Linked DNA regions of Mus musculus: region 2 is linked to region 1. Evidence: chromatin loops called from intact Hi-C (ENCODE). Cell type or tissue: heart. All regions are shown on one strand. Links, peaks and the distances in the headings refer to the core of each region. The heading gives the core; the rest is flanking DNA.

What was found. Hi-C counts contacts between places; a loop is a spot of excess contacts. Peaks named below come from ENCODE experiments on the same cell type or tissue, not always from the same donor. Only the 100,000 strongest peaks of a DNase experiment are listed, where the experiment ranks them.
Region 2: it touches region 1 in a loop (2.7-fold over the local background); 10 of 42 quality-filtered maps call a loop at or near these places.

What each region holds. Positions count from the first base shown.
Region 1 is chr11:97,304,915-97,320,048 of GRCm38, reverse strand. It overlaps Gm31005 (a long non-coding RNA gene), which reads left to right and starts at 8,944. Exons shown (of 4, transcript XR_389002.3): 1 at 8,944-9,150; 2 at 10,097-10,213. Mrpl45 (mitochondrial ribosomal protein L45) reads right to left here and starts at 4,333. Exons shown (of 8, transcript NM_025927.4): 1 at 4,110-4,333; 2 at 3,125-3,302. The coding sequence starts at 4,175. In heart, for the core only: CTCF peaks have their summits at 8,481, 9,452 and 9,669 (motif pointing right); DNase peaks (open chromatin) are centred at 8,448, 8,868, 9,658 and 10,498; H3K4me3 peaks cover 2,463 bases; H3K27ac peaks cover 2,500 bases.
Region 2 is chr11:97,206,984-97,222,117 of GRCm38, reverse strand. It overlaps Npepps (aminopeptidase puromycin sensitive), which reads left to right. Exons shown (of 23, transcript NM_008942.3): 18 at 3,468-3,610; 19 at 4,271-4,327; 20 at 8,240-8,347; 21 at 8,931-9,086; 22 at 9,791-9,838; 23 at 14,850-15,134. The coding sequence ends at 15,002. Among named protein-coding and RNA genes, the nearest start is that of Kpnb1, 27 kb to the right of the region's middle. In heart, for the core only: a CTCF peak has its summit at 6,108 (motif pointing left); no DNase peak of the experiment used is centred there.

The DNA of each region.
Region 1 (15,134 bases), core at 8,208-10,707:
ATGGACACACTCTTCTTTCTAGCTTCTCAAATAAAATAAAAATATTTAGGATATACATAATAAAAGAGGTTAAAAAAAACCTACAATGAAAACTTTAAATGTGTAAAGAAAGAGATTAAGAAACATACTAGAATTTGAAGACCACCCAAGCGTATAGCTTGGTAGAACTAATATTGTGAAAAAAGACCTTCCTACCAAAACAATTTACTGATTTAATGAAATCACAATCAACATCCTAATCTCATTCTTTACATAAATAGAAAGATAATCCTCAATTTGATATAGAACGACAAAAGACTCAGAAAAACCAGTTAGTCCTAGATAAGTGTTTGTTTCCATGCATTCTGTTCATTTTAAGTGGTAAGTGCATCTGTCTAAGACCCTAACTTTTATACATCTGTTTCTATTGAATCGATTTTGTTTGATATTAGAATGGCTACTCCAGTTTGTTTCTTGGGACCATTTGCTTGGAAAATTGTTTTCCAACCTTTTTCTCTGACATAGTGTCTGTCTTTGTCACTGAGGTGCATTTCCTGTATGCAGCAAAATGCTGGGTCCTGACTACGTATCCAGTCTGTTAGTTTATCTATTTTTATTGGGGAGTTGAGTCCATTGATGTTAAGAGAGATTAAGGAGAAGTGATTGCTACTTCCTGTTATCTTTGTTGTTAGAGGTGGAATTATGTTTGTGTGGCTATCTTCTTTTGGATTTGTTCAAAGATTACTTTCTTGCTTTTTCTAGGGTGTGGTTTCACTCCTTGTATTGGTATTTTCCATTGATTATCCTTTGTAGGGCTGGATTTGTGGAAGATACAGTGTAAATTTGGTTTTGTCATAGAATATCTTTTCTTCGTCTATGGTAATTGAGAATTTTGTTGGGTATAGTAGCCTGGGGTGGCATTTGTGTTCTCTTAGGGTCTGTATTACATCTCCCCAAGATCTTCTACCTTTCATAGTCTCTGGTGAGAAGTCTGGTGGAATTCTGATAGGTCTGCCTTTATATGTTACTTGACATTTTCCCCTTACTGCTTTTAATAATCTTTCTTTGTTTTGTGCATTTGGTGTTTTGACTATTATGTGATAGGAGGAATTTCTTTTCTGGTCCAGTCTATTTGGAGTTCTGTAGGCTTCTTGTATGCTCATGGGCATCTCTTTCTTTTTTTTTTTTTTTTTTTTTTAAATATTTATTTATTTATTATATGTAAGTACACTGCAGCTGTCTTCAGACACACCAGTCAGATCTCCTTAAGGATGGTTGTGAGCCACCATGTGGTTGCTGGGACTTGAACTCAGGACCTTCAGAAGAGCAGTCGGGTGCTCTTACCCGCTGAGCCATCTCACCAGCCCCCGGGCATCTCTTTCTTTAGGTTAGGGAAGTTTTCTTCTATAGTTTTGTTGAAGGTATTTACTGTCCCTTTATGTTGGGAATCTTCCCTCTCTTCTATACCTATTATCCTTAGATTTCGTCTTCTCATTGCGTCCTATATTTCCTGGATGTTTTGGGTTAGGAGCTTTTTTGCATTTTGCATTTTCTTTGACTGTTGTGTCAATGTTTTCTATGGTATCTTTTGCACCTTAGATTTTCTCTTCTATCTTTTGTATTCTGTTGGTGATGCTTGCATCTATGACTCCTGATCTCTTTCCAAGGTTTTCTAATTCCAGGGCTGTCTCCCTTTGTGGTTTCTTTATTGTTTCTATTTCCATTTTTTGATCTTGGATGGTTTTGTTCATTTCCTTAGTCTGTTTGATTATATTTTCCTGTAATTCTTTAAGGGATATTTGTGTTTTGTCATTAAGGGCTTCTACCTGTTTACCTGTGTTTTCCTGTATTTCTTTAAGGGAGTTATTTATGTCCTTCTTAAAGTCCTCTATCATCATCATGAGAAGTGATTTTAGATCCGAATCTTGCTTTTTTGGTGTGATGGTGTATTCAGGACTTGCTATGTTGGGAGAATTGGGTTCTGATGATGCCAAGTAATCTTGGTTTCTACTGCTTATGGCTTTTTTTTTCCCCCCAAGACAGGGTTTCTTTATATAGCCCTGGCTGTCCTGGAACTCACTTTGTAGACCAGGCTGGCCTCAAACTCAGAAATTCACCTGTCTCTTCCTCCCAAGTGCTGGGATTAAAGGTGTGTGACGCCACGCCCAGCTCTTTATTTATTTATTTATTATTTTTTTATTGCTTATGTTCTTACACTTGCCTCCTGCCATCTGGTTATTGCTAGTGCTACCTGCCCTCGATATATCTGACTGGAGTCTGTCCTTCCTGTGATCCTGGTTGTGTCAGAACTCCTGAGTCCAGCTGTCTCTGTGATCCTGGGATTCTGGGATCCTGTAATCTTGGGCGTGTTAGAGAGCCTGGGAGTGGAGCTTCCTCTGGGTGTTGTGGGACTGGCTGCAGAGTTCAGGCCCCACTTATTTATAATAATAAATAAATCTTTGGGCCTGAGCAAGTGAGGTTGACTGGAGTGAGCAGAGGTCCTAAATTCAAGTCCTAACAACCACATAAAGGCTCACAACTATCTGTACAGGTACAGTTTACTCATATACATAAAATAAATAAATAAATAAATAAACAAATAAGGATGACCTCATGAGCAGGACTAGAGGTACAGCCCTAGGTCTCAGCTACTATTTATGTAGGAGGATCCACCTGTGGTAAAGGCAAAAGGAAAGGGAGAACAGGAGTGTGTAGCTCAGCGGTAGACTGCTTGTTTAGTTCTATATCTAACCCCAAGTTCTGTAAAAACAAAACAAAATTGACTTTTTGAAATATAGTTTATAAAAGTAAATCATTACTGAGGGTGAACTTGGTGGTTCATTCTTTTTTTTAATCTTTTTAAAAAAGACTTACTTATATGAGTACACACTATAGCTGTCTTCAGACACACACACCTGAAGAGGGCATCGGATCCCATTACAGATGGTTGTGAGCCACTAATGGTAGTGAGGTTTCTGGGAATTGAACTTAGTACTTCTGGAAGAGCAGTCAGTACTCTTACCCGCTAAGTCATATCTCCAGCCCCACTTAGTGGTTAATTTATTGCTATCAATCAGAGTCTAAAGCATACACCAGACCTCTGACAATAGAGAACTGAACCAGGATCCCAGAAATAGTTCCTTACCTGTACAGGCCAAATGTATAGGGCGCTCCAACCGTTCCTGTGGAATGACCAATCCCGCTTTCCTGGCATACTCCAAAAACTCCTTCTCTGTTTTGTACTTGGGTTCAGGAGTTGGGGGTCTAAAACGGCTTTTGGTTTTAACTTGAACTACAGTTGTGGACTGAGTCACCAGAATGGGCTGGGAGATGAAAAAAAAAAGTTAGCGTATAGGTGATTTGGAAAGGATAAATCTATCTTGAGCAAACTGTTTGCAAAGTCTTATAGAAAGACATCCCATTAAAGAATGCTTCAGGAGTTATGAAATGACTATTATGGAGAAACGATATTACTTTTTGAACACCTAGGGATGGCTTTTGCCACAAGCCAATTAATAACCTGTATTCACATCAATCAACAGTAAAAACTTTCCTTTAATACATTCTGCAGTACTACTGTATACAGAGATGATTAAAGCAGAGGTCCTAGTGCCAAAGAACTTTCAGTTTAATTGTAAACCTCACTTAACCCATTTCTGAAAAGAGTGGAATGCTATTACTAAAGCATTAAACAAGATCTCCCTGGCATTTCCCCCACACTTCTGTTTTGCTTTTTCAGAAGCAAATTGCTTCTAGCTCCTAACTGACCAATAAACTTTTACGAAGTCAGGTGACCTTTTCCCTCTAGGATAAGACAAAACTCCTATCCTTTTCAAAAAAAAATTTTTTAAGAATGTAAAAGAGCTGGTTCATCTTCCAAGCCATTACTTTCCTTTTTAACATCTTCTCTCCAAAGACTAGAATTAACGTAAAGAAGCTTAATGCTCAGCCTCGTCTAGGCTGTCTAGAGAGACTTGTCTAGAGGGGATCGCATACACCTCAAATTCTTCTCCAGATGAAGTCTGACTCGTATGGTCCAAACTCAGCAACGCCCACAGCATGATTATTCCCCTCTACTCTATCCTCCTCTTTGTGTCCCTAAAAATTTCATTCGCTTCATTTCTACCCACCTGCCGAGACCACCATCCCAAAGTCCTGTATAAGGAGGACAAGCCCCGAGGTACGGGGGCCGCCATTTTGCTCGCGCAAAGGCCGCCGGGATGCTAGCCTAGCCGCAGATCACCGAGCCGGAGAAAAGGCGCAGAGGGCGGAGCGAGCTGGGGAGTGGAATTTTCCAGGGCGCGCGCCCCAGGCCGAAAGGTGAGTCGCGCGCACGCGCACGCTCTCCAGGGGAGGGGCGCGCGGGCACGCGCAGTGGGTTCGCGCGTGCGCAATGAAACCACTTTGGAAGTAGGGTAAACCGCACGGCTGTCACGCGCCAGTCGGAGACGGGGAGAGCCAGCTGCGCCTGCGCAGGAGGCTTCTGTGGGACTCTGGTTGCTGCATTCCTGGTTCCTTAACACATTGTTACACCTTATTTACAATCGGTGAAAAAAACGAAAAAGTGCTTCCCTCTGAAATCAGAAGCCTTTAAGATAAGTGTTTTCTTTCATTACAAGGAATTCACTGGAGGTATTTAGGGCGAAAATGATAGTTTCTGGGTGTGTTTCTGACCTCAAAATGCAGTATAACCTTAAACCTTTAACCAACCTAGTTTTCTATGTGAAAATTCTTTCATACCTTTCCGTTAGGGAAGCTGACCGCTGTGATTACTGAAAAGCAAAAGGCACGTGGGTTAACAAGAATCTGTCATTTCCCAAAACATATCATTTCCAAAAATACCACTTACCAAATTTGGTAATAACTGGTATTTCAAAATTGTTTACTAGGCGCCTGGCAATTTAAGCATTTTACATATATCAACTTAATCCTCACCACAAGCAATAAATATTCCTGCTTTTACATATATGGTTGGGCCAGAGATACTAAATATGTAATTCAAATTTAAACAAATAATTGGCAGAACTGAGAGTCAGGTACATAGAGTTTAACAACTCCAAAATCGCTTCACATTCAGTGGTTAAAGGAATCCCAGTGTGATAACCAGGTCATCCTGGAGCCACACAGACTATGTAACACATCCTAACCCATGTCTGCCTGGCCTCTGCTCAGTTTCTCGGCTACTGCAAGCTAATTCCCTATCAGTACCTAATATGATTTGGTTCACTCTGAGATGGATTCTTAGGTGGTCACTGTTACTTTTGATTAGCTGTTTTGGAAAATTTGAGGCATGGTGGCGCACCCCTTTAGTCCCAGCACTCGGGAGGCAGAGACAGGCAGATTTCTGAGTTCGAGGCCAGCCTGGTCTACAAAGAGAGTTCCAGGACAGCCAGGGCTACACAGAGAAAACCCTCCCTCAGAAAAATACAAACAAACAAAAACTAAAAAAGAAAATAGAAACTATAGAGATGGCTCAGGTGTTAAGAGTCCTTGCTGGGCTGGTGAGATGGCTCAGTGGGTAAGAGCACCCGACTGCTCTTCTGAAGGTCAGGAGTTCAAATCCCAGCAACCACATGGTGGCTCACAACCATCCGTAACAAGATCTGACTCCCTTTTCTGGAGTGTCTGAGGACAGCTACAGTGTACTTACATTAAATAAATAAATCTTAAAAAAAAAAAAAAAAAAGAGTCCTTGCTGCTCTGGCAGAGGACCCAAGTTCGGGTCCCAGCATCCACATGGTGACGCATATGCCCCTGTAAATCCAATTCTAGGGGATCTGATGCCCTCTTCTGGACTTTGAGGGCATTACACACATGGTACACATAAAGATAGGCAGCTAAGCATCCACACACATTTAAAAATCTCTTAAACAACAGTGAAAAGGAAATCCTATAAGGCAGACTTTTCTTTCCCATTTTTCCTAGTGAGACTTTTGTTTGTTTGTTTGTTTTGTTTTGTTTTTTCCAGACAGGGTTTCTCTGTATAGACCTGGCTGTCCTGGAACTCACTTTGTAGACCAGGTTGGCCTCGAACTCAGAAATCTGCCTGCCTCTGCCTCCTGAGTGCTGGGATTGAAGGTGTGCACCACCACGCCCGGCCTAGTAAGACTTTTAAATTGAACCTAAAGAATAGGAGTCCTTGTTAGCAGCAGGGTGTGTGTGTGTACATGTATGTATATGTATACACACAAACATACAACACACACACACACACACACACATATATATATATATATATATTGGGGGGGGGTTCAGACTCACGACAAGAGGCTAAGTTGGATATTTAATATGCCAAAGCAGACCTGGGCTCCAGGTTCTCCCAGCATCCCTTAGTCCTTACCTGTTACAGGGCATGGCTGGCATGTCCTACCCTCTATGCTGAAATTTCCAGCCCAGGGGCTGGACTTCCTATCACTCAGAGGCTCTTCATTATATAATAATCCAGACATTTTGGCTCCCCCCCACCCCCGCAAGCCAAGCCCTCTTTCTCTTCCCCCTCCCCTCTGTCTCTCCTCTCCATTGGAGGCTCACTCACATTATAACTGGAGCTCCAGGGGATCTGATGCCCTCCTCTGACCTCTGCAGCCACTAGGAATGCACCTAGTATGCACTATGCATACAGGCATATATGCACGAAAACCATACATATTAAATTAAATATATAGCTATATGAAAGTTGGGTGTGTAAAAAATAAATAAAAAAAAATAAATAAATAAAAAAAAAAAAAAAAAAAAAAAAGGGCTGGTGAGATGGCTCAGTGGGTAAGAGCACCCGACTGCTCTTCCAAAGGTCCGGAGTTCAAATCCCAGCAACCACATGGTGGCTCACAACCATCCATAACAAGATCTGATGCCCTCTTCTGGAGTGTCTGAAGACAGCTACAGTGTACTTACATATAATAAATAAATAAATAAATCTTAAAAAAAAAAAGAAAAAAAAAAAAAAAAGAAAGTTGGGTGTATCTGAAATTTGTGTCTATGTCAACACTGAAAAGTGGATATCTGGAGAGTTTGATGGCCAGCCAGTCTAAGCAAAAGGACAAACTTTTGGATTAGGAAGAGACTTGTCTCAAGACAATTTTTTTGTTTTGTTTTGTTTGGTTTGTTTGTTTGTTTGTTTGTTTTTGGTTTTTCGAGTCAGGGTTTCTCTGTGTAGCCCTGGCTGTCCTGGAACTCACTTTGAAGACCAGGCTGGCCTACGAACTCAGAGATCTCCACCTGCCTCTACCTCCCGAGTGCTGGGATTAAAGGCATGTGCCACCACAGATAATATTTTTGAGAGCAATAAAGAAAGACTCTGAAGTCTTGCTCTGACCTCTGCAGGAGCACTCATGGACATAGGCACATAGGCATGTTTGCACAATGATGTGTGTGTTACTCACACACATACACATATCACATACACATAAAACATACATATACACACACATCACACACATACATTTTGCTTTTTGCTTTTTGGGGTTTTCTTTTGAGGCAGGGTTTCTCTGTGTAGTCCTCACTTGTTTTGGAACTCACTCAAGTAGTCCAGGCTGGCCTCAAACCCAGAGAAGGCCTGCCTGCCTCTGCCTCCTGGGATTAAAAGCGTGTCCCATCACAGCCCAGCTCAGGTTTTATTTTTTAAATGGGAAGTTCTGAAATGTCTCTGAGTGACCTACATCTAGAAGAACACAGCTGATTTCGACAAGAACATTTCCCCGGAGCGCTGGAAGAATCTGATTATAAATAAGATGATTATTACAGGTAATTACTGCTTGAGAAATTTGTCCTTCCCTGACATATGAAGAGCACAAAGAGATGGGAATTATCCAAACAGGTGCCACAGAGGAAACAAGAATGGCGACTTCCTAGCTGATACGCTCCACTAATTTTAGCTAACAACATTAGGAAGGCTTCTTTGTCACCCAGGCCAACTCCCCGTGGGTCTCACGAGTGCTTAGGGATTTGATAGTTCTTTTTTTTTTTTTTTTAAAGATTTATTTATTTATTATATGTAAGTACACTGTAGCTGTCTTCAGACACTCCAGAAGAGGGCATCAGATCTCATTACGGGTGGTTGTGAGCCACCATGTGGTTGCTGGGATTTGAACTTTGGACCTTTGGAAGAGCAGTCGGGTGCTCTTACCCACTGAGCCATCTCACCAGCCCCCGATTTGATAGTTCTTGACAGGGCATCTTGGCCACACCTGATTCTCATCTATACAAAGGTGGTAATTCCACACTCAAAATTACAGAATTATTAATTCATTAAAAATCAAATGCGTTCGTTCCACCCTGGTTAGTTATGGCTCCAGCTTCCAAGCCTGCTGATATTTGAGATTTTTACAAGGAGCCTGGTAGGATGCTGAGAAGTGCGGCTGCCCTTGTGTTGGACACAGAAGAGAGACAACCTTGATCTAGAGACCACCCCGGTGCAGTGCCCCTAAACAAGAAATTTCCAGATATGAGCTGGCTCCTCACGGAAACCTAACCCGCAGTTCTTCAGTTCTCCTCTGGGCTAACGCTTAGCCACAGGAACACAGGAAGTTTCCATGGCTCAGAGTGATTCCTTCAGTTAGCGCTGCTGCAGAACTTCTGGAAGCTGCCTTTCTTTCTGCTTTATCTTTCCACTCTCCTTCGCTGCTGGGGACTGAGCCTTTGCCTCTGTGCTTGCCCTAGATTCCTCATTCCGAAGGCATGTTCAGGGACAGATCGATCTTCTTCACCCTGGCTCAGAAAGAAGCCCGTACTGCTGGAGAGGTCTAGAATTAATCCCTAGCCTCTCCTTGCTCCACTTTCTCCCAGCTGGCTAAATTAAGCAATCATCCTAAAAGGGAATTTCAGGCTGTTTGTGACTCTCTACCTCCACCCCACCCCACCCCACCCTGCGCACAGCGTGTTTAGGGAGGAGAGGGCAAAGCCCTTGGACGAGAGTAATCTCTTTCTAACCCACTTCCACTCGCAGGGATTACTTGTAGGGGGAGGGAGAGGGAAAGAGAAATAAATCGAAGCCTCAGTGCTGGGAAGAGAGGAGGAGACTCCAGCCAGGCCCTGAAGGGCTTTAGGCACGGGATTCCTGAGTCTGGGAGTTCCTTCCCTCCCCAGGGTCCGAAGGCTGGAAAGGCAGAGCCTTCGGGTTTGGCAGTAATAGGCGCAAGAGCGGAAAGGTTCATGGCTTGTGGGCAGATGAAGGTAAAAACTGTCCCTGCTCCTGTTTACAAGTTTTATGTCTTCATATGCTCTCAAGTCATGGATAAAGCCAGCTTATTAGCAAATAAAAAATAACAAGGGGAGGGGGGAGCTCTTCTTTGGGGACAAAGGAAACGGCCCCACTATCGCTGGCTTCTGCTTGTTCTGTGGCCTTAGATAAGTCACTTTGCATTTCTGATCACTAACCTGTCCTCAGTAGAAAAAAAAGGGGGGGGGGGGTTGGGGGCTTTCTCATGAATCTTAAAAGTCCAGATTCCCAAGTGATATGGATCTCCTTCTATGCCTAATGAACAAAGGCCCAGGAGGGTGGACCAGCTGACTCTAGTGGGCCTCGTGTGAGTCCAAGTCAGTCAGGCGCTTGACTGTCTCTAACCTGCACCCCATCCCCACACTCAACAGACACCCTCCCACCCCCCACCTCCCTGCAACCAAATGCGCGCCTTCTTTTGAGATGCTCTCCAGCAGATGGATGTACGCTAATGCTGAAAGCTTCCACTAGAGGGTACCAGGGCTGCGCTGGGATCTTAGATCGCCAAACCCGAGCAAGTCCGGACTTGTAAATCTCTGCTTTGGGAAGCACAGAGCTCTCTCTATTCAGTGCAGTTTGGTCTGATGGACTCCAACGGGGGGTTCTGGCGACTGATGCGGACCATGCTGTATGATTTCCAAATTCTGTGAGCAAATTACTTAAACCTGCGGTGGCCCATTTCACAGTTTGGTGAAATGGGGATTGCAAAATTCGACTTCACACGGAGTGATAGCGTTATGTATCCCGTGACTGTATAGCACGGATGACTGCGTTATTTCCGTGCTAGAGGAAAGTTTTGAGACTTGCTGCGGACAGGGAATGTTAGTGTTACAGTAGATGGGCTCGCAGGAGCCTGGAGTCCCTCCATACAGAAGTGTGGTCCTTTGCCATTTTCTTCAGCCTTACAGTTTTGCACGCCAATGCCGCTGGTTGTTCCGTCTTGTCCTTCAGCCACATCTCAGCACCACAGCGCCTAAACATGTTGCTCCTCTGTCTTTTATCTTGGTTTTCATGGAGGTGAGTTAAATGTCTACTTCCTACTCACGCCCCGGTGAAAACCCTCTTTAATTCCGCCTTGTGATTGCTGAGCTGCCACATATCTGCCTAGCTCTGGCTTTCCCTGTCCCTCTTCTTCTCTCCTCCATTCCCTTCTGGAGATTCTTGAACTAGTGAAGGTTTGGGAAAGGGGAAGGGACAGAGTGTCCAGGGCTTGCGTGTCAGTAGACACGTTACAGCCGCAGGGCAGCCCGGGGTGAAACCACAAGGCAGAGAGAGGCCCCAGGGTAGGCAGCTGACAGGCCCGCCCCCTTTGGCTCCTGCCTTTGCTGTCTCACCCCAGAATTTTCCTGGCAGGAGTGGGAGAAGTTGGTATCGAGTCCTTGAGCCCTGACTCATTCTCTGCCCTAGCTGGGTGCTCCTCAGTTATATCTCTCCAAGTATCTCTCCCGGGTTCTGGGTTAGCTACATGGCTGTGTCAGCTCAGACAGGAAACACCCAGAGAAGCTGAGACATATTACCTACTCATTTAATTCCCATCTGGGGGACCCCAACAAACTTAAACTTTGTACTAGTGGCTTTAAAACGAACAAGCCCTTCCTATATTGCTACATTTAGGACTTGGTATTTTTCAGATTGCTTTAAACAATCATGCTTAACTTTATTTAAAATATATATATATATATATATATAAAAGAAGTTGTAAGAAGTTGTGCAGAAGAAGGGGGAGGGGAAAATGGGACCAGGAAATAACACAGTGACTCAGGGCCCTATCTAGGCACATAACTCAGGTCTCCCAACCCAACTCTAAACTACATTCTTTTCCTTTACTGACTTACTCACAGACCATACTGATATTCTGGCTTTCAGGACGTTATAAAAATGTTCTTTCTTCTGTTGCCAAATTAACTTCTGTAGATTCAATAGAAAACCAATTGTCTTATGCCTCCCAACTCAATATGTCCATTTTGCTATTTGTCCTGTGTAAAATGTGAGCTAGACATGTAATTCCTCCTAGGCAGGTTGTCAAAAACACTTAGATGCAGGAAGACTGGTGTGGCAGTCTGCCATGCTGAGGTGACATTTTAGGAGACTGGAGGTTGGATTCTTGTACCATGAATGCTAAGAATCATGTTCTTTTTTTCCCTTTTTTTTTTTTTTTTTTTTTTAATAAATAATAGGGACTTTTTTTTTTTTAAGATTTATTTATTATATGTAAGTACACTGTAGCTGTCTTCAGAAGCACCAGAAGAGGGTGTCAGATCTCATTACGGATGGTTGTGAGCCACCATGTGGTTGCTGGGATTCGAACTCAGGACCTTCGGAAGAGCAGTCAGTGCTCTTAACCACCGAGCCATCTCTCCAGCCCCTTTTTTCCCTTTTTTTAAAAAATTTATTTATTTATTATATGTAAGTGCACTGTAGCTGTCTTCAGACACTCCAGAAGAGGGCATCAGATTTCGTTACGGATGGTTGTGAGCCACCATGTGGTTGCTGGGATTTGAACTCAGGACCTTTGGAAGAGCAGTCAGTGCTCTTAACCACTGAGCCATCTCACCAGCCCTTTTTTCCCTTTTTTTTTTTCTTAATTTTTTGTTTTGTTTTTCTTTTTGTCGTTGTTTTGGTTTTGGTATTTTCTTTTCTTTCTTTTTTTTTTCTTTTTAATTTTGTTTTGTTTTGGTAATTTCAAGGTAGGGTTTATGTAGTCCTGCCTGTCCTTGGAACTTGCCTGTAGACAAGGCTGATGTCAAATTCAGAGATCCCCCTGCCTCTGCATAGAGTTCTGAGATTAAAGGTGTGCACCACTTTGCTTGGCTTGAGAATTATTTTCTTACCTTCCCATTATTTAAAGTTTCAGGCTCTCTTAAACTAGGGCTGAGCTTCCCAAAGGCGTTAACTGGTTTCCAAGAAAGTCAATTTTAGCATTATCCTTTGGCAGAGGGAGTGGAGTCACTGCGCACAAGCCAGGACGTCCTTCCCAGAGCTTTCCAATCTGGAAGAAAGAGTTTCAGAGTTTCCAGAAGGGCTGCCTAATGGGGTGGAGCGGCGAGGAAGCCATAGACAGAAGAAAATCATGAAGCCGGAACCCTAAACCTCATTCATGGCCTGAAAACAAAATCAAAGTCTGGGGACACGGCCGAGCATTGCTGTGCCTCTTTATGCTCTGACCCTTTAATGGAATTTCTTGTTCCTTAATTCATCTTTCATTTTTCATTTTTCTTCCCTGTGTCTTCTTCAGTGTTGCTGGGATCACAGGCATGACTACCATGACCAACTACTCATTCATTTTTTTGAGACAAGGCCTCCATCTCTACTGACATTCCATTACAGTGGAGTGTAGAGTGGGGAGGTCTGGAAACTGTTGCTGAGGAAGTCTGGAAACTGCTGCTGACCCATTGTCCTTGCCTCAGGCCAGGTGGTGGGGCAGCTTCTGAGGCCTAGACTTGCCTGGAATTGCCCAGTTCTTGGGAACGGAGATTTAGGCCTAGTCCCTTAACTGCCAGTTTGAAGCCTGGCATGGAACCACCCTAGCCTTCTCACTGGTCATCGAAAGGCACAGCGAGATTGTGATCTCTCTCCCTCTCTCCCTCTCTGTCTCTCTCTGTCTCTCTTTCTCTCTCTCTCTCTCTCCTTTACATTCTGGAGTGGCAACTGAATTGAGTTTGTTGACATCTGAATCTTTTCACCCAAAATGTTGTCAAGCTTGTCCAGCTCCTTCCTGTGCAACTGATTTAAAAACAAAAACAAAAACAAAGCAAAACCCAAAACCACCACCACCACCAATAACAACAACAAAAAACCCTGCCATAAATGTCTTGATTTTATGCCAGTTAAATTTCATCTTCTTTAGTTTGGCATTTTGTTCTAATCTGTCAAGATAATTTGGCAAGATTGTAAACAAATGTCCAAAATATCACACCAGGTTGGTCAGGTGGTGTATGTCTTTAATCTCAGCACTTGGGAGGTAGAGACAGTCAGATCTCTGTGAACTTGAGGCCAGTGGGCTACAGTGTAAATCCAGGACAGCCAGGGCTCTGTTATACAGAGAAATCCTGTCTCAAAATTCAACAACAACAACAACAAAAATTCACACAGGTACTGGAGAAATGATGTATCCGTAGGAACACTTGAAACCTTGCAGAGGACCTGAGTTTGGTTCCCAGCACCCAGGTCAGGTGGCTCTCCACTGCCTGCAACTCCAGCTCTAGAGGATCTGACACCATCTTCTTACCTCCATGGGCACTGCACTCATGTGCACATACATATATTACATATCACACACAGACACACACGCACACACAACTCACAGTTAAAAATCAAAGCACCGGGCAGACCGGGCATGGTGGCGCACACCTTTAATCCCAGCACTTGGGAGGCAGAGGCAGGGGGACTTCTGAGTTCGAGGCCAGCCTGGTCTACAAAGTGAGTTTCAGGACAACCAGGGGGCTACACAGAGAAACCCTGTCTCAAAAACCAACCAAACAAACAAATAAATTTTAGTAAATAAAAATTAGAAGTAAGGGCTGGAGAGATGGCTCAGCGGTTAAGAGCACTGACTATTCTTCCAGAGGTCCTGAGTTCAAATCCCAGCAACCACGTGGTGGCTCACAACCATCTGTAATGAGATCTGATGCCCTCTTCTGGTGTGTCTGAAGACAGCTACGTGTACTTACATATAATAAATAAATAAATCTTACCAAAAAAAATTAAAAGTAAACAAACAAATCCCCATCATATCATAACCTAGAAGGATACACATTTATTTGTCTTTGAAAAAAGATTTTGAGCAAAGCCATGACTGGCCTCACACTGCAAATATGCTCCTGCTGCAACCGCCCAAGTCATAGGAACACAGGCGTGTGCCAATACCACAAAGCTATGTTGGCTGAAAAACATATCTACATTGTTTTCCAGGCGTGTTTTGTGTTTGAAATCCTACTTTTATCATCTGTCAGTCTATTATCTTCACATAAACACAAAGAACTTTGACTTTAAAAGTACTAGGGCGGTGCTGCCAAAGCTCCTTTCCCTACCTATCCTTCCCTCCTTCCTTCTCCCATCCCTCCCTCCCTCCCTCCTTCCTTCCTCCCTTTCCTCCCTTCCTTCTTTCCTTTCTTATGGGGGCTGGCAGGGTCTCACTATGTTTCTCTGTCGTCTAGCCTGAACTTCACAGAGATCTCCTTGCCTTTGTCTCCAAAGAGCTGGGATTAAAGGCTGTGCCACTATGCTGGCCTACCAGCTCTTTTTCATCTCAATCTACTAATAATCTTTTGTGTGTGTGTGTGTGTGTGTGTGTGTGTGTGTGTGTGTGTGTGTGTGATATGCTCTGTGAGAGAGAGAGAGAGAGAGAGCTCATGCATGCTCTACTGCACTTCTGGACCCTCTCCCGATATCTTTTGAGTTCAGTTGAAAAACTAATTCCAAGTCACATAACTGTGTAGGGACAAATAAGGCAGCAAGCCCTTGCCTACCCATTATCTGGATCGTGACCAATATAATATACGAAGAGAAAAGTAGGGCTGGTGAGATGGCTCAGCGGGTAAGAGCACTGACTGCTCTTCCAAAGGTCCTGTGTTCAAATCCCAGCAACCCCACCCAGCAACCCCATGGTGGCTCACAACCACCCGTAATGAGATCTGACACCCTCTTCTGGTGCTGTCTGAAGACAGCTACGGTGTACTAATGTAGAATAATAGATAAATTAAAAAAAAAAAAAAAAAAGACGAAGAAGAGAAAAGTAGGTCCAGACACATGACTTTAATCCTGGCATTCCAGAGGCAAAGGGAGGCAGATCTCCATGAGTTAGGGACCAGCCTGATCTACACAGCCAGTTTCCAGACAGCTAGGGCTACATAGAGAGATCTTGAGGAGCGGGAGGGGGAGAGGTATTTCATAGTTTGACAAAGATTAGAGACCTAAAGACCCGTTTACATGTTCTGTG
Region 2 (15,134 bases), core at 5,026-7,525, 95 kb after region 1:
AGTCGAGATAATCAAAGCATTGTCCTGTATAGCTTACATTCTAATGGGAGACACAGCAAATTATATTAAGGTAGAGTATAGATTCACAAGTAAAATTAGATAGTATGAATAAGGAGTGCTAAGCCAGTGTTTGATAAAGTAGTTGGAGAAAAACCAACCCTCCCTAATAACTGATCTTCGAGCATAAATGGAGAACTGAGAGAGAGAGCTACAAGTGCAGAGCAAACTTGGTCCAGACCAGAGGGCCCAGCAAGTTACAAGAATCTAAAGCAAGAGCATGCCCAGAGTGTTCAATGAAAAACCAGAAGGCTGATGAGGTCAGGACTGGGGAAGAGGTGAGAGGCCCATGGCAAGTCAATGACTCCCTTACAGGGAGGCGGCCTGAAGCAAAGTTCCTTGTTTTTCACATTTTGATTCAAGATGCTAGTTTTAGAAGTTTTGATCAGAGGAACATGATTTAATTCATGTGACTATGAAACTGAAGGGAAATCATTTGGAAGGCTATTTGAGTATTCCACTTGGTTGCCGTTAGCACATAACAAGTGATGCCTTCTCTCTGTGGTTTTGGAGGACTGAGTGTGGTAAAAAGAGGAATCAACAGATTAAGGCTACTTATCTGACGCCGGGCGTGCTGGCTCACGCCTTTAATCCCAGCACTCGGGAGGCAGAGGCAGGTGGATTTCTGAGTTCGAGGCCAGCCTGGTCTACAAAGTGAGTTCCAGGACAGCCAGGGCTCTACAGAGGAAAACCAAAAAAAAAAAAAAAAACCAACAAAAAAACCTACTTATCTGGCCCACAGTGGCACATACCTTTAATCCTAGCACTTGGAAGGCAGAGGCAAGTGTATGTTCTTAGTTGAGGACAGCCTGGTGTACAGAGCAAGTTCCAGGACAGTCAGGGCTGTTGTACACAAGAACCATGTCTAGAACACACAGACACACACCACTCATGCTCCCCTCCCCCAAAAAATACTACTTGTAGAGGGACAGGCACAAAGAGTTCCAGGTTCCAGGTCAGCCAAGGGAAAACAAGATTGTCTATAGACGCAGGTTTGGTTGCAAAAAAGAGCCAGATTGGGTTCATTTGCTACATTTGAGAGTGCCTGGAGATGAAGGCTAGGTAAATACAGTTGGAGCTAATAGCATGTAGTTAGGATTTATAACTGTGAAACTAGAAGAAACCACCTAAGGACTAAGAATAGAGAGATGTTTGAGGACTATAGCTAAATTCAAGAGTTAGAGATTGGCAGAAGAAAAGCTAAGCATGCCTGTAATCAGGAAGCAGAAACGTTCAAGGCCAATCTGGTTTACCTATGGCTCTTTTATTTCAAGAAACAAAGGAGAAAAGAGGCATGGTGGTCCACACCATTAGCCCTAGGAGGTAGAAGCGGGAGGATCAGGAGCCATCCTCAGTGTCATAGAGAGTTAACCACCGCTCTGGGTTATGAGGCTCAGTGAGAAGAGGGTGAAGAATCACAAAAGAAACTGACTGGCCTCTGAGGAGCATCAGGAGAAAGTAGAGTGGCCCATAATTTCAAAGTATTGTATTATAAGGTCGAGGGAAAGTGGTAAGCTGTGTTGGTTGCCACAAGCAGAAAGTAATAGAGAATTAACAATTTTGGTTAACAGATTCTGTGAAGTGGTATGCCTATAATAGATTCTCCACAGTGGGAGGAATTGGAGACAGTGTATATAGACAACTCTAAAAGGAATTTTGTTGGCCACAGAAATAGACTTGACGTGGGATTGGAGAAGAAATGTTCTTTAAGGAGAGAATGACACCAGAGTATATAGGGAAGTTGAAGGTTATCAAGGGGAACAAAATGCAGTGGTACTAGAAACGTGTGTGTGATGAGAAAGGTAGAAGGTTACTGCTGTATGGCAACTGAGTCATTGAGAGGAGTCCAGACCCAGCAAGTCGTTAGCTTTAGAGAGAGCATACATAGTGACAGCTCAGCAGAGGACTTCCTGGATGCCGCACTTGTCTGTGGAAATAATAATGTGTAAAATCTTTGATTTGGAATGAATACAGGATAAATGCCTTTGTTCTGTAGCTGTACAGACAGGGGGATTAAAGAGCAAATAGTTCTTATGTTGCTTTGACCTACAACATAAGTCAGTAGCAGATTCCCAGTAAGGGCTGGGGAGATAGCTCGGTTCTGTTTCTAAGAGTGCATACTTGAAGACCTGTGTTTAATCCCAGGAAGATAGCCTGGAGCAGTGACATGTGCTTGTGGACCCCCCTCCCCGCCCCCTCGCACTGAGGAAAGAAGTAGATCTGTAGGGTTCCATTCCAGAGAGTGATAATGTCTTCAAGAGTGAAGTGGCCGGGGTTCTGGCACACAGCCTTATCTCAGCACTCGGGAGAAAGAAGAGGTAGATCTCTGTGATGTTGAGGCCAGCCTGCTCTTCAAAGAGAGTTCCTAGACAGACAAGGCTAAGGAGTAAGGCCCTGTGTGAAAAATAAAACACCCAAGGTTGGCCTGCCCTCCACATGTATGGACATAGAAATATGTACCCATATGTACACACACACACACACACACACACACACACACACACACGCTGTCACAGGAGCTAGAGAGCTGGCTTAGCAGTTAAGAGTCCTTATAGCTCTTGCAGAGGACAAGGCTCAGTTCACAGCCATCTGTAATTCTAGTTCCAGGGAATCTGACCTGCCTTGTAGTATAAGCTATCTGCCCAAATAAAATTACTTGTCAGTGCAAATACCTCTGCCATGCTCTGCCACAAAGCTGCATCCCTGGTGCTTTCATGGCGGTTTTTATCAGTGACAGTGACACTGAGCTGGAGGTATGGCTTTATCACAGTGACAGTGACACTGAGCTGGAGGTATGGCTTTGGTAATTGTGCTGTACGGGAGGATGAATCCATTGAATGTTTACTTTAAAATCTAAGGCTTTAGTTTATTGAACAAAGAGCATTTTTTAAAAAGCTTTGAAGAGCTGGAGAGATGGCTCAGCGGTTAAGAGCACTGACTGCTCTTAACCAGAGGTCCTGAGTTGCTGAGTTCCCAGCAACCACATAGTGGCTCAGAACCATCTGTAGTGGAATCTGATGCCTTCTTCTGGTGTGTCCAAAGACATGACAGTGTACTCACATACATAAAATAAATAAATAATTATTAAAAAAAAAAAAAACCTTGAGTGAAACTTGTGTGATGTAAGTCTTTCCTTTTCACGTGTTTTTAACAGTATAGCTACATTACTAGGCTCCAGTATCTGGTACCTATGAGTCCACACAAAGTCAGCAAATTTGTTTGCTTGTCTAGTATGTTTATTCCTTTCTTCTTACAATTTGATAAACTAAATCAAGTATTCTCATAAGTACTAGAGTGATCGATTGTGTTTGTTTAAGACCGTAGACTTGGTATCACAGTTACAACGTATGTAACTTGTGCATTATCAAAGCAGGCTTCTCAAGTTGTCTGTGTCTTCACTTCTCCACCAGGTCATCTAGACGCACTCCTGAGGGGCTTGGTGCTGGGCAAACTGGGAAAAGCAGGCCATAAGGCAACTTTGGAAGAAGCCCGTCGTCGGTTTAAGGAGCACGTGGAAGGGAAACAGATTCTTTCTGCTGACCTAAGGAGTCCTGTGAGTTATTGTAATAAATTCCCCTGACAGCTGGGTGTGGTAGTATACTCCTTTAATCCCAGTACTCAGGAGGCAGAGACAGAGGTCAGCAAGTGACCCTGTCTGGGGGTTGGGGGGGGGGGGAGATAATAATAAATCCCATTGAATTGTAGATATGAGTTTTAATTTGTGAGTTAAAATTGGCCTAAAAACCGACACTCACACCCTGTCTGACTGTAAACAAAGGCTGCTTGGGTGGTTTGCAGCCAGCCTCTCCTTTGTTTCTCCAGTAGCACATCAGTGCTGCAAGGTGACTAACTTGGTGCATTTCTGAGAGAACTGCTACAAGATATTGTCTGCACATGACAGCCCTGTGTGATTGTCCACCACCAGTGACTGATAACCATAGTCTGTCTGTCTGTCTGTCTCTGTATTGATACGTAACTATAATTTGTAAACTGGCCTTGTAGCCCAGTTTTGTTTTACCCATACTCTTACTGTGTATCCCACAAAGGCATTGAACTTAGGATCCTTTTCCTTTCTGACTCACCCCCAACCTCCAGTTGTACAACAGTAGGCCTTTGCCAACATGCCCGTCTTCTTTTTATCTTAGCATCAGACTCTTTATAATGAAATACTTATAACTTAAATGACTTCCTTTTTCCTGGTGTTCTTTTGTAGGTCTATCTCACTGTTTTAAAGCATGGGGATGGCGCTACCTTAGATATCATGCTGAAGGTGAGTATATTTGGGAAAGGTCTCCAGACGTCTGCATTTGAACTTGGATGTGTACTTAGAGGTGGAGGAGAGCCTGGGCAAAGAGATAGATGTGCTGGATTTGGCTTGTAATCTCAGGTAGTAAGGAGATTAAAGCAGGAGTGCAGAGAGTTTAAGGTCTACCTGGACTACAGAAGGAGTTCAAGGACAGACTGGATAACTTTGTGAGATCCTACTAAGACTAAAATGTAAATAGCTCTGGGAGTTGAGCATAATGGGGAAGCTATTAGTCTAGCATGCCCGATGGAGGCGCAGATCCCAGTACCACAGACCCTGGGGTTCAGGTTTATTTGTTGGTTTTCCTACACAACTTCAGTATCTAGCTGACCCTTCACCCTGAAATGTAAGGCTGATCCCACGTCCTCATGCATGTCTGAGACAGGGTCTCAGGTAGCCCAGACTGACACTGAAGAGTGGCATTGAATTCCCGATCCTTGTGTTTCAAGTGCTGAAATTGCAGGGGAGCCACCTATGTCCAGTTTGTTTGGTTTTTCAAGACAGGGTTTCTCTGTGTAACCCTGGCTGTCCTGGAACTCACTTTGTAGACCAGGCTGGCCTTGAACTCAGAGATCCGTCTGCCTCTGCCTCCCGAGTGCTGGGATTAAAGGCATGGGCCACCATGCCCGGCTCTATGTCCAGTTTTTGTTTGTTTCTTTCTTTTGTATTTCTGAAGCCAGGGGTTCATTTTAACCCAGGCTGTGTTCCATCTCACTTTGTACTTGAAGCTGACCTAGAACTCTTATCTTCCTTGCATTTCCCCTTGATGCCAAGACTTTGGAGATCATAAGCATGAGTCACACCTGCCTCCACCATTTTATAAAGCAAGGTTCTTCAGGTTGCCCTTGAAATCGATTTACCCAGTTACGCCTTCAACTAATTCTTCTGTAGCCTCCCAACTTTCTTAATGCTGTGACCTTTAATATAGTGTCTTGTATTGTGGTGATCTCCAACCATAAACTAACTTTTGCTAATGTTATGAATTGTAATGTAAATATCTGTATCTAATTCTCTTAGGCATCTCCTATGAAAGGGCCACCTAGTACCCCTGGAGTAGGTGGGTACTAGGACCCACAGATTGAGAACCACTGGACTAGATGTATAAGCCAGATTCTTTAAAACTTCCATGTGAAAGCCAGGCATAGTGGCCATTGCCTTTAATACCAGCACTTGGGAAGCAGAGACAGGCGAATTAAGGCCAGCCTGATCTACAGAATGAGTTCCAGGGCAGGCAAGGCTACACAGAAAAACAGAAACCTTGTCTCAAGGGGGAGAGGGAAAAAAAAAAGCCAAAACTTCTATCTAAGGGGTAAAGTTGTCCTCTGATTTGCACAAACATATACACACATGCAGCACAAAGTTTTTTGTTTGTTTGTTTTTTACTTTGTTTTTTTGTTGTTTGTTTGTTTGTTTTTTGAGACAGGGTTTCTCTGTATAGCCCTGGCTGTACTGGAACTCACTCTGTAGACCAGGCTGGCCTTGAACTCAGAAATCCACCTGCCTCTGTCTCCCAAGTGCTGGGATTAAAGGCGTGCGCCACCACTGCCTGGCCAAAGTTTTTTGTTTGTTTGTTTGTTTTTTAAATCAACTTTTAAAAACTGGATGGCGGGCTGGTGAGATGGCTCAGGGGGTAAGAGCACCCGACTGCTCTTCCAAAGGTCCAGAGTTCAAATCCCAGCGACCACATGGTGGCTCACAACCATCCGTAACAAGATCTGGCGCCCTCTTCTGGAGTGTCTGAAGGCAGCTACAGTATACTTACATATAATAAATAAATAAATCTAAAAAAAATAAAAATAAAATAAAAACTGGATGGCACTTTGCTTTTTTATATGCAAGGATCTGGGTTCCATTCCAGCATGGGAAAGAAGAGTCAGAGAAAGAGGGAGGATGAGAAAATGAGATGTTAGTGGTACTTGAGACAAGTCCTATCCTGTCCCTGTGCATTCATTTCCAGTCTGTTAAGAAAAATCATGGTGTCTATATTAGAGGTGGGAGGGTCAAAATAAGCTCACGTCTGTCATCAGGTAATTATGTAAAATGTGCCTAAATAGCCAAGTCACCCATCAGAACTGTGTATTCATTAAAAGATTTACATGTAAGCTAGGCATGTTGGCACTCACCGGTGAGTGGAGCACTTGGAAAGTAAAACTAAGGAGATCAGGAGTTCAAGGTCATCTTCAGCTACACAGAGAATTCAAGGCCAGCTGAATTATATGAGAGCCCTGCCTCAACAACAAACACGTCGTTCTCACTAGTTCTGGAGGGATCACTTAATGGTTAAGGGTACTTGCTGCTCTTACAGAAAACCTAGGTTCATCCCCAGCACTCATGTGGTGGCTTGCTTTCCATAACTCTAGTTCTGTGGGGTCTGGCACCGTCTACTGGCATTGAGGGACCAGATGCACATACAATGCACTTACAGGCAAACCCTCATGTACATAAAATAAAAATAAATATGTCTGCGATGAAGCGATGGCCCAACAGTCAAGAGCACTGACTGCTCTTCCAGAGGTCCTGAGTTCAATTCCCAGCACCCACATGGTGGCTTACAATCAAACCATCTGTAATGGGGTCAGGCGCAATCTTCTAGTGTGTCTGAAGACAGCTTCAGTGTACTCATATACATAAAATAAATAACTTTTTAAAAAGTGATGGGGGAGTTCTAGACTATCCAGGTTTGCATAATGAGACCTTGAATCAAAACAAATACATAGTCTGGGTTTTGTATTTTCTTTCTTTTCTTTAAATGTGTATGAATGTTTTGCCTGCATATATGTCTTTGTACCACATGTGTGCTTGGTATCCTGCATAGCTCAGAAGAGGACTTTTGGTCCCCCCTGAAGCTAGCATTAACAGGCAATTATGAGCCACCATGTGTGTGCTGAGAACCAAACCCAGGCCCTCTGCAAGAGCAGCCAGAGCTCTTAACTTCAGAGCTACCTCTCCAACTCCAAATAATCCTGTGTGACTTTCAGGGTTGAAGAGATGGTTTTGTAGGTAAAAAGCTTGCTGCACAGCAAGAAAACCTCAGTTTGGAGTCCGGAGTCCGTGTGCAGTGGTGCACATCTCTTTCACCCAGCACAATGGGCAGAGGTAGTCAGCTTACGGGCCGACTATTCTAGGTGAAATGGCAAGTTCCAGATTCACTGATAGATCCTGACTCTACAAACAAGGTGGACTTCCAGTACAGGAAGACTCTTGGCAGTAACCTCTGCCCTCCACAGGTGCACTCGTGGGGAGCAGAGCCAACACAGGCACATGGACACACAGATACACATTTTAGGCAACATTCTACAATATATCTTTTTGTTTTGTCTTTTTTATTTTGGGGGGACAGGGTCTCATTTAAAAAGGTTGGCTTCAAGCTGTGTTGCCAAAGATGTCCTAAAATTTCGGATCCTTCTGCCTCCACTTCCCCATTATTAATGCATTTTTTTCTCATTTGAGTAATTAACAGCATCCAGCTACTAGATGTCTAGATTATTTTCAGCTTCACGGGCTAAATTAATGATAGTTAATGATAGTTTAGTGATAGTTTATTTATCTAATACAAAGCATTAGCCAGGTGTCAGTGATGTAAAGACTGACCATGGCAGACTTACTCTTTAGACCTTTATACTAGCCTGGAGACCGAGACGTACTATCTGACTAACACACACCTGCATCTCGTGGCTTACTACTGTGGCAGATGTAGGGTTTAGTGCCCAACCACAGTAGCAAAGTACTAAGTGGTGTAGTGCAGTGCCCCACCAGTCAGTCCTACCCAGGGAGGAGGCAGAGCAGAGGTTCCACCTCAGTGGAAGAGAAGCCGGTATGAACATGCCTGGAATCCAGGGAAGAGCTAACTGTTCATCTTTATTTTTTTCCCTGTAGCTTCACAAACAAGCTGATATGCAAGAAGAGAAAAACAGAATTGAAAGAGTTCTTGGGGCTACTCTTTCACCTGAACTGATTCAAAAAGTCCTTACTTTTGCACTTTCAGTAAGTAATATGTTGGATTGCAAGAGAACTGCTGCTGAGCCATGAGGTGGGGGCATGCGCCTTTAACCCCAGCACTCATGGGGCAGGAATAGGAGGATCTCTGAGCTTGGGGCCATCCTGGTCTACAGAATGACAGCTACATAGAGATACTCTGTCTGGAAAAATGAAAGAGAACTGGTGTTCCATGATGTGTGTCAAGTGTCTGACTCGGCACACCCCTGATATTTTGGGGAAGCTGGTCGGAGCGTTTGTTTTTGTTTGGTTTTCATTTTATTATTGCTTTATTTTGTATGGCAGGGTTGGGATGGGGATGAGAGGAGGTGAGTAGGTCGTCCTTCCATCTTGTGGTTTCCAGAGATTGAGTCAGGTTGTGAGGCTTGGCTACTGTGCTGACCTGCCCTCTCCCACTAGTAGTGAGAATTAGAACAGGTTGAAGAGAAAGTGGAGGCCTTTGGAATCCCTTTCCCTCCCTGGGGTGAGTGCTTCCCCTGCTGTTGCGCAGTTTTCCAACAGTCTGTTGTATTCTCTGGTACCAGGAGGTACTCTAGAGAGCTGGGCTGCTAGTTCTTTTTTTTCGCCTTAGGAAGAGGTCCGTCCGCAGGACACTGTGTCGGTGATTGGTGGAGTGGCTGGAGGCAGCAAGCATGGGAGGAAAGCTGCTTGGAAATTCATCAAGGACAACTGGGAGGAGCTTCACAACCGGTACCAGGGAGGGTTCTTAATATCCAGACTAATAAAGGTATGTAGGAGTCTTGAGTAGCTTGCTAATCTTGAATGTTATTGAATGATTATCCATGATCCATTAGACCATTGGTTCCCAACCTTCCCTAATGCCAACACTTTAATACTGTACCTCATGTTACAATGACCCCCAACTACCAAATTATTTAACTGCTCCTTTATAACTATAACTTTGCTACTGTTAGGAATTATAATGTAAATACCTGCTGTGCAGGACATCTGCTGTGTGACTCCCGTGGGTCGTGATCCACGGGGTGGGAACATCTGCGTTAGAGAGTTCGGCTCTTTGTTCTTCCCGCGGTTCTTCAGCCGGCCGCCGTGGACTGTGCTTATAACCTCGGCACTGCAGAAGCTGAGACGGGAGGATTGCTTGGAGTGTGAAAGTAGCCATGGCTATATAGCAAGACCCAAACTCCCACTCCTACCTTCAAATAAAGGGTTCCTCAAGGGCTGTGCTTGCAGCTCACTCATAGGCCTGTGCCACACTGGCTGTGAATTCAAGCCCCAGCAAAAAAAACACAAAACAAAAATCTCTCAAATAGTTACTGAAGTTTGTTTTATAAGCATGTACATCCCCATCTTATCTTCTGTGTAACAAACCAGAGTCGGGAGAACAGAATTGATTGTCTTTGGGGTAAGTGGAAGTTTCTGTCTAGTCTGTTTGTTTCTCTAAACTATTTAAAACCTCTGCTTTGTTTTCAGCTCTCAGTTGAGGGGTTTGCAGTTGATAAAATGGCTGGAGAAGTTAAGGTAAGGACAGTACTGTTCACTTCTCAGTTTTCAGTCCAGAGCATAAATGAACCTCCCTTTCTTTCTTTTTTCTTTTCCCTCCCTCCCTCTCTCCCTTTTTCCTTCTCCTCCTCCTCGTCCTTCTTCCCTCCTCCTCCTCTTCTCTCTTTCTCTGTCTTTCTTTCTTAACTTACTTTATTTTGTATATATGTGTGTGTTGCCTACATGTATATGTGTATGTACTCCATACTTGCTTGATACCCATGGATATCAGAAGAGGGCGGGCATAGGGTCCCCTGGATCTAGACTTCTGGGAAGTTGTGAGCCACCATGTGGAAGCTAAGGACCTAGGTCTCTGGAGCAATAAGTGCCTTTCACCTGAGCTGTCTCTCAAGCCCCATGAACCTTGTTCTAATGTTCTAAAGAGTGTTGGGGTGGTGCAGTTTTGTGGGTCCTTGTGTCTTAGACAGATTTGACTTTGCCTTCAATATCTGCAGAGTCTACAGTAGAGAGATAATTAGTTTTGTGTAGATCCTGACCTGGTAAATGTCAGCATTTGGGGGAAAGATTTATTCTGAGTGGGAAATGCAAAACTCCATTATACTATAAACTTCGTCATCATGTGTGCTGTCAGTACATTATCTGCTTGGAGGCAATACTGAGAGCTGTGATCTGGTTCATTGTGGGGACCATTGTTAGGGATAAGTTTTATAGCCAGGCAGAGTGGCTCAGACCTAAACACAGAGACAAATGGATCTGAGTCTGAGGCTATCCTGGTCTACAGAGCAAGTTCGAGGATAGCCAGGACTACACCTGTTTGAAACAAAAACAAAAAAACAAAACAAAGGGGAAGAAAACAGGAATACATTTTACTATTTTTTAGGTCTTGAGAAAACAGTGAAATACTTGATTTCAGATGTCATTTAATCTACATTGTATATTGTGTTATGTGAACAATTTCGTTGTAAAGGCAGTGGGGCTTTGAAGAAAAGACTCCTAAATAGGCTTAGGAAGCAGGGCAGTGGCAAGGTGAAGCTGGTAAGGCAGACTTAAGATTGCATGCAGACGGGAACACTGTCTCCTGCTGCTCAGGGTAAGGCAGGAGGACTGCTGTGCCTCAAGGCCAGTCACGCTGCAGTATGGAAGATAGTTTGAGAAGGTTGAGACACTCATTCTCCGAGCAAGAAAGACATAGTATAGTTCTTCTTCTCTGAGAAAAAGAATGGAGTCGTAGTGGGATTCCCAGTAAGCATTGGAGTGTATGGGGTGAGTTAGAGCTCTACTCTTGTAGCCATGCTGGCCTAAAAGTCACTATGAACCCCGAGTTGGCCCTGAGTTCATAATGATCCTCCTATTTCAGCCTCAGAAGTTCAGGGTTACATAATGATTTATGAGCCACCACACCTGGCTTTCGTTAATCGTTAATTCAACAGTATTTCTGTGTGTTCTGACCACCTAAGGCAGCATTTCTCAACCTGTGGGAGGAGACTGCTCTCAAATGACCCTTTCACAGGGGCCACCTATGAAAGGAGACCATCAGGAAATATGGATATTTACATTACAATTCGTAACAGTAACAAAATTACAAAGTAGCAATGAAAATAATTTATGGCTGCAGGTTACAACAAGAGAGGAACTGTATTAAAGAGTTGGAAGGCTGAGAGCCTAAGAGAAGAAAAAGAGCCAAGGATACCCTCCTTGTGGGCCTGCCTTTGAGCCCAGGACTTGGGAGCTGGGGCAGGCAGGTCTCTAAGGCTAGCCTGATTTATATAGTAAATTTAGGACAACAAGAATGTGTAGAGAGACTGTCAATGGGTGTTGGCCATGATAATGCTGGTGCTGTTTGCTGTGTCACTCCAGTCCTGAGAAGCCTACAGACCTGTTGTCTTCTTTGTAAATCAGGCTATTGGTATCTGAAGTTTACACCAGGACAGCCTTTGGCCATGTGCTGGTTTGTGTTTTCAGATGCTTTGATTGTGGTGAGAGCAGATGAACTAGCTAGAAAATAGCTTGGTAATTTTTATGTATATGAGTGCACTGTAGCTGTCTTCAGACACACCAGAAGAGGGCATCGGATTCCATTACAGATGGTTGTGAGCCACCATGTGATTGCTGGAAGGGCAGAGCAGTCAGTGTTCTTAACCACTGAGCCATCTCTCCAGCCCCCAGCTTAGTAATTTTTAATAATAATCTCAAGAGGCATGTTATTCTATGAAAAACGTAAAACTCTGAAGTAGAATTGGATTAGTAGCAACATTTTAAACTTGGTAGCTTATTGTGAGGCAGTTTTGAATCCTGAAGTGCCCCGCCTTGCTAAGTGCTCCTTTGTTTTTTCATCCAGTAAACGTTTCTCGGAGATTAGAGATGGAAGCTTAGAGCAGTTAACTTACTCAGTAGTAAGCCATCACCTAGACCAATCCTAGCCTCAGGTTCCATATACATCACATCTTAGCATTGGGACAGCACACTGTCATCTATGAAATTCATGCTGAGAGCCATGAACTCAGAAGCAATTCCCTTTCAGTGGCCTCACCTTCCAAATCCCATTAACAAACTGTATACAAGAGAGCTCGGTAAGGAATCTGCCTCAGAGGGAAGTGTTCTAGGTATTCTAAAAGACTGGGTTTTTTTTGGGTTTTTTTTTTTTTTTTTTTTTTTTTTTTTTTGGTTTTTTTGTTTTTGTTTTTTTGAATAGGAGAGAGAAAATATCCTGAAACATTTGGAAGAGTCCAGAACAGAGGAGGAAGAAAAAAAAAGTGGACTGGATGTGTCCAGAGCTGTCTGCAGGAGAGCAAGCCAGTAGAGCAGGGGTGGGGTGTGCTGGGAGGATAGTGGAGATAACATGAGTTGCTGGGGTGAGGAGGATACATGTCCTACAGAGAACAAAGGGTATCTGGGAGGTGAGAAGGGCTAGGGCACTAGCGTAGAGGCTGTGAAACATGTAACAGGCACTTGTGAGTGGGAACTAAGGAATCCTGGAGACCAGCATGAACTTTCATATGCAGTGTTAGCTACAATTCTGTTGCCCTGAGGAGACACCATGACCAAGGCAACTTATAAAAGAAAGCATTTAGCTGAGGTTTTGCTTACTGTGTCCCAGGTTTGGGCTATTGTTATGGCAGGGAACATGAGACAGTGGCTAAGAGAGACAACAACCCTAGGCCTGGCTTGGGCTTTTGAAACCTCAAAACTTTCCCCCAGTGACATGCTTCCCCTCTTAATCCTTCTAATCCCACCAAAGACTTGTATTCTCTGATGACTGAGGGAATAGTCATCAAACCCATTCACACCACAGGAGCCATGTGCCTCTGCCAGAAGCAAAGAAAGGCTCCTTTGGAGGACAGAAAACCCAGTTCACAGCTTCCCAAGGAACGCTGGCTTCTATCCCCAGGAATCCTTCTACAGGCCAACCTGAGCTCATTTCTAGACATGTGGAGGGCCTGAGACCTAATACATTTAACTCTTAGAAATAAGTTTCCAGAATATGAAGTGTAAGGGTAGGGGACATTTCCAAATGCTAGCAGCAGAATGTTAAAATGAGAGTCAGGGCTTTTGTCGAGTCTAGGTTAGGACCAGAGAGATGGCTCAGCAAGGAAAAGTGCTTTTGCCAAACCTGATGACCTGAATTGGATCTCCAGGATCCATTTGGTGCAAGTAGAGAACCCAAGACTTGTCCAGCTGTCCTCCATATCTCCTTGGGACACTCTAAAGGCCACAAATATGTTAGAGGCTCTACAAATGCTCTGGGTTTAAGAGCCATTCTTACAAAGGACCTGAGTTCAGTCTCCTGAACCCATGTCAGCCTCCAACGCCAGGGCATCTGAAATGCTCCTGGACTCACAGGCACACACTTATACTTAAATAAAAATAAGCCTTCAGCCAGGCGGTGGTGGCGCACGCCTTTAATCCCAGCACTTGGGAGGCAGAGGCAGGCAGATTTCTGATTTGGAGGCCAGCCTGGTCTACAGGGTGAGTTCCAAGACAGCCAGAGCTACACAGAGAAACCCTGTCTTGGGGTGGGGGGCGGGGAATCTTCAAAGCCAGGAATTGGTGGTGCACACATTTAATCCCAGCACTCAGGAGACAGAGTTAGATGGATTTCTGAGTTCAAAGCCAGCCTGGTCTACAGAGTGAGTTCCAGGACAGCCTGTTTTCTCTTTACACAGAGAAAACCCTGTCTCGGGTGGTGGTGGGGTGAGTTAAATAGAATCTTCAAAATTCCCAACACCCACGTGGCAGCTCATAACTGTCTATAATTATCTCATGGGATCCAAATCATGTGCAGACATACATGCAAACAAAATACCCATATACAGACAAATCTTTAAAAAAAGAAACAAAAAACCAAAGCAAAACTAGGTTAGATTTTGAATGAAGTGAGGGAAAAGACAGTCAAATAGACTTGAGGAGAGTAGAGGGGCCTGAACATGCCATGCTCCAGAGGGTCCTGCCTTGCTCTTTTCTTTTTCTAAGGAAAGCCTTGGGTGCCACAAGTGGCATCTGAGAACTGGAAATGTAGCTGGTCTTAAAGTATAAAATAGCCCAGACTTTGGAGGCTATTTGAGAAACAGAATATAAAAATCTAAATTTTTAAATATATTTATTATATTTGGAGTAATGTTTTTGGTCTGCCTACTTAAGATATTTTATGGAGAAAAAAAGAACTGCACAGTCATTAAGTAAACCGGATGGCTTCAGTAGGGTTATGTCATAAACTGGGCTCTATTCATATCTGCAAGCACAGCTGTATGTAGCTTTTGCCCGGGCCATGAATTGGACACACTGGTAGATAATTAGCATTTTAAAAAGCAGGTTCAGCCTCTATCAGTTTTTGATTAGGTTTTCGATTGCTAAGGAAGGATTCTTACAGGTCTGCTGGAGGAGTTGCTCATTTAGCCTATGTTGGCAATGGTCAATTCTCATGATGGAGGCTGATGAGTCAGTTAGTCCACATGATGCTTTTAGCAGTCCCAGTGTTAACTTGTTACTGTTGCTAACGGTGATTCTGCATTCCGGATTGTTTTCACACCAGGCTTTCTTCGAGAGTCACCCAGCTCCTTCAGCTGAGCGCACCATCCAGCAGTGTTGTGAAAATATCCTGTTGAATGCTGCTTGGCTCAAGCGAGATGCTGACAGCATTCACCAGTACCTCCTTCAGCGGAAAACCTCCCCACCCTCGGTGTGAGGCCTCCTCCGCACCTGGGCCTCACTGCCTCTCTGCAGGGATGAGGTGGAGCTACCAAACAGCTGACTCACATGCCAAGAATCTGGAGTCTTACACCAGTGGGGGTTGGACAATGAATGTAGTAGGTCCCTG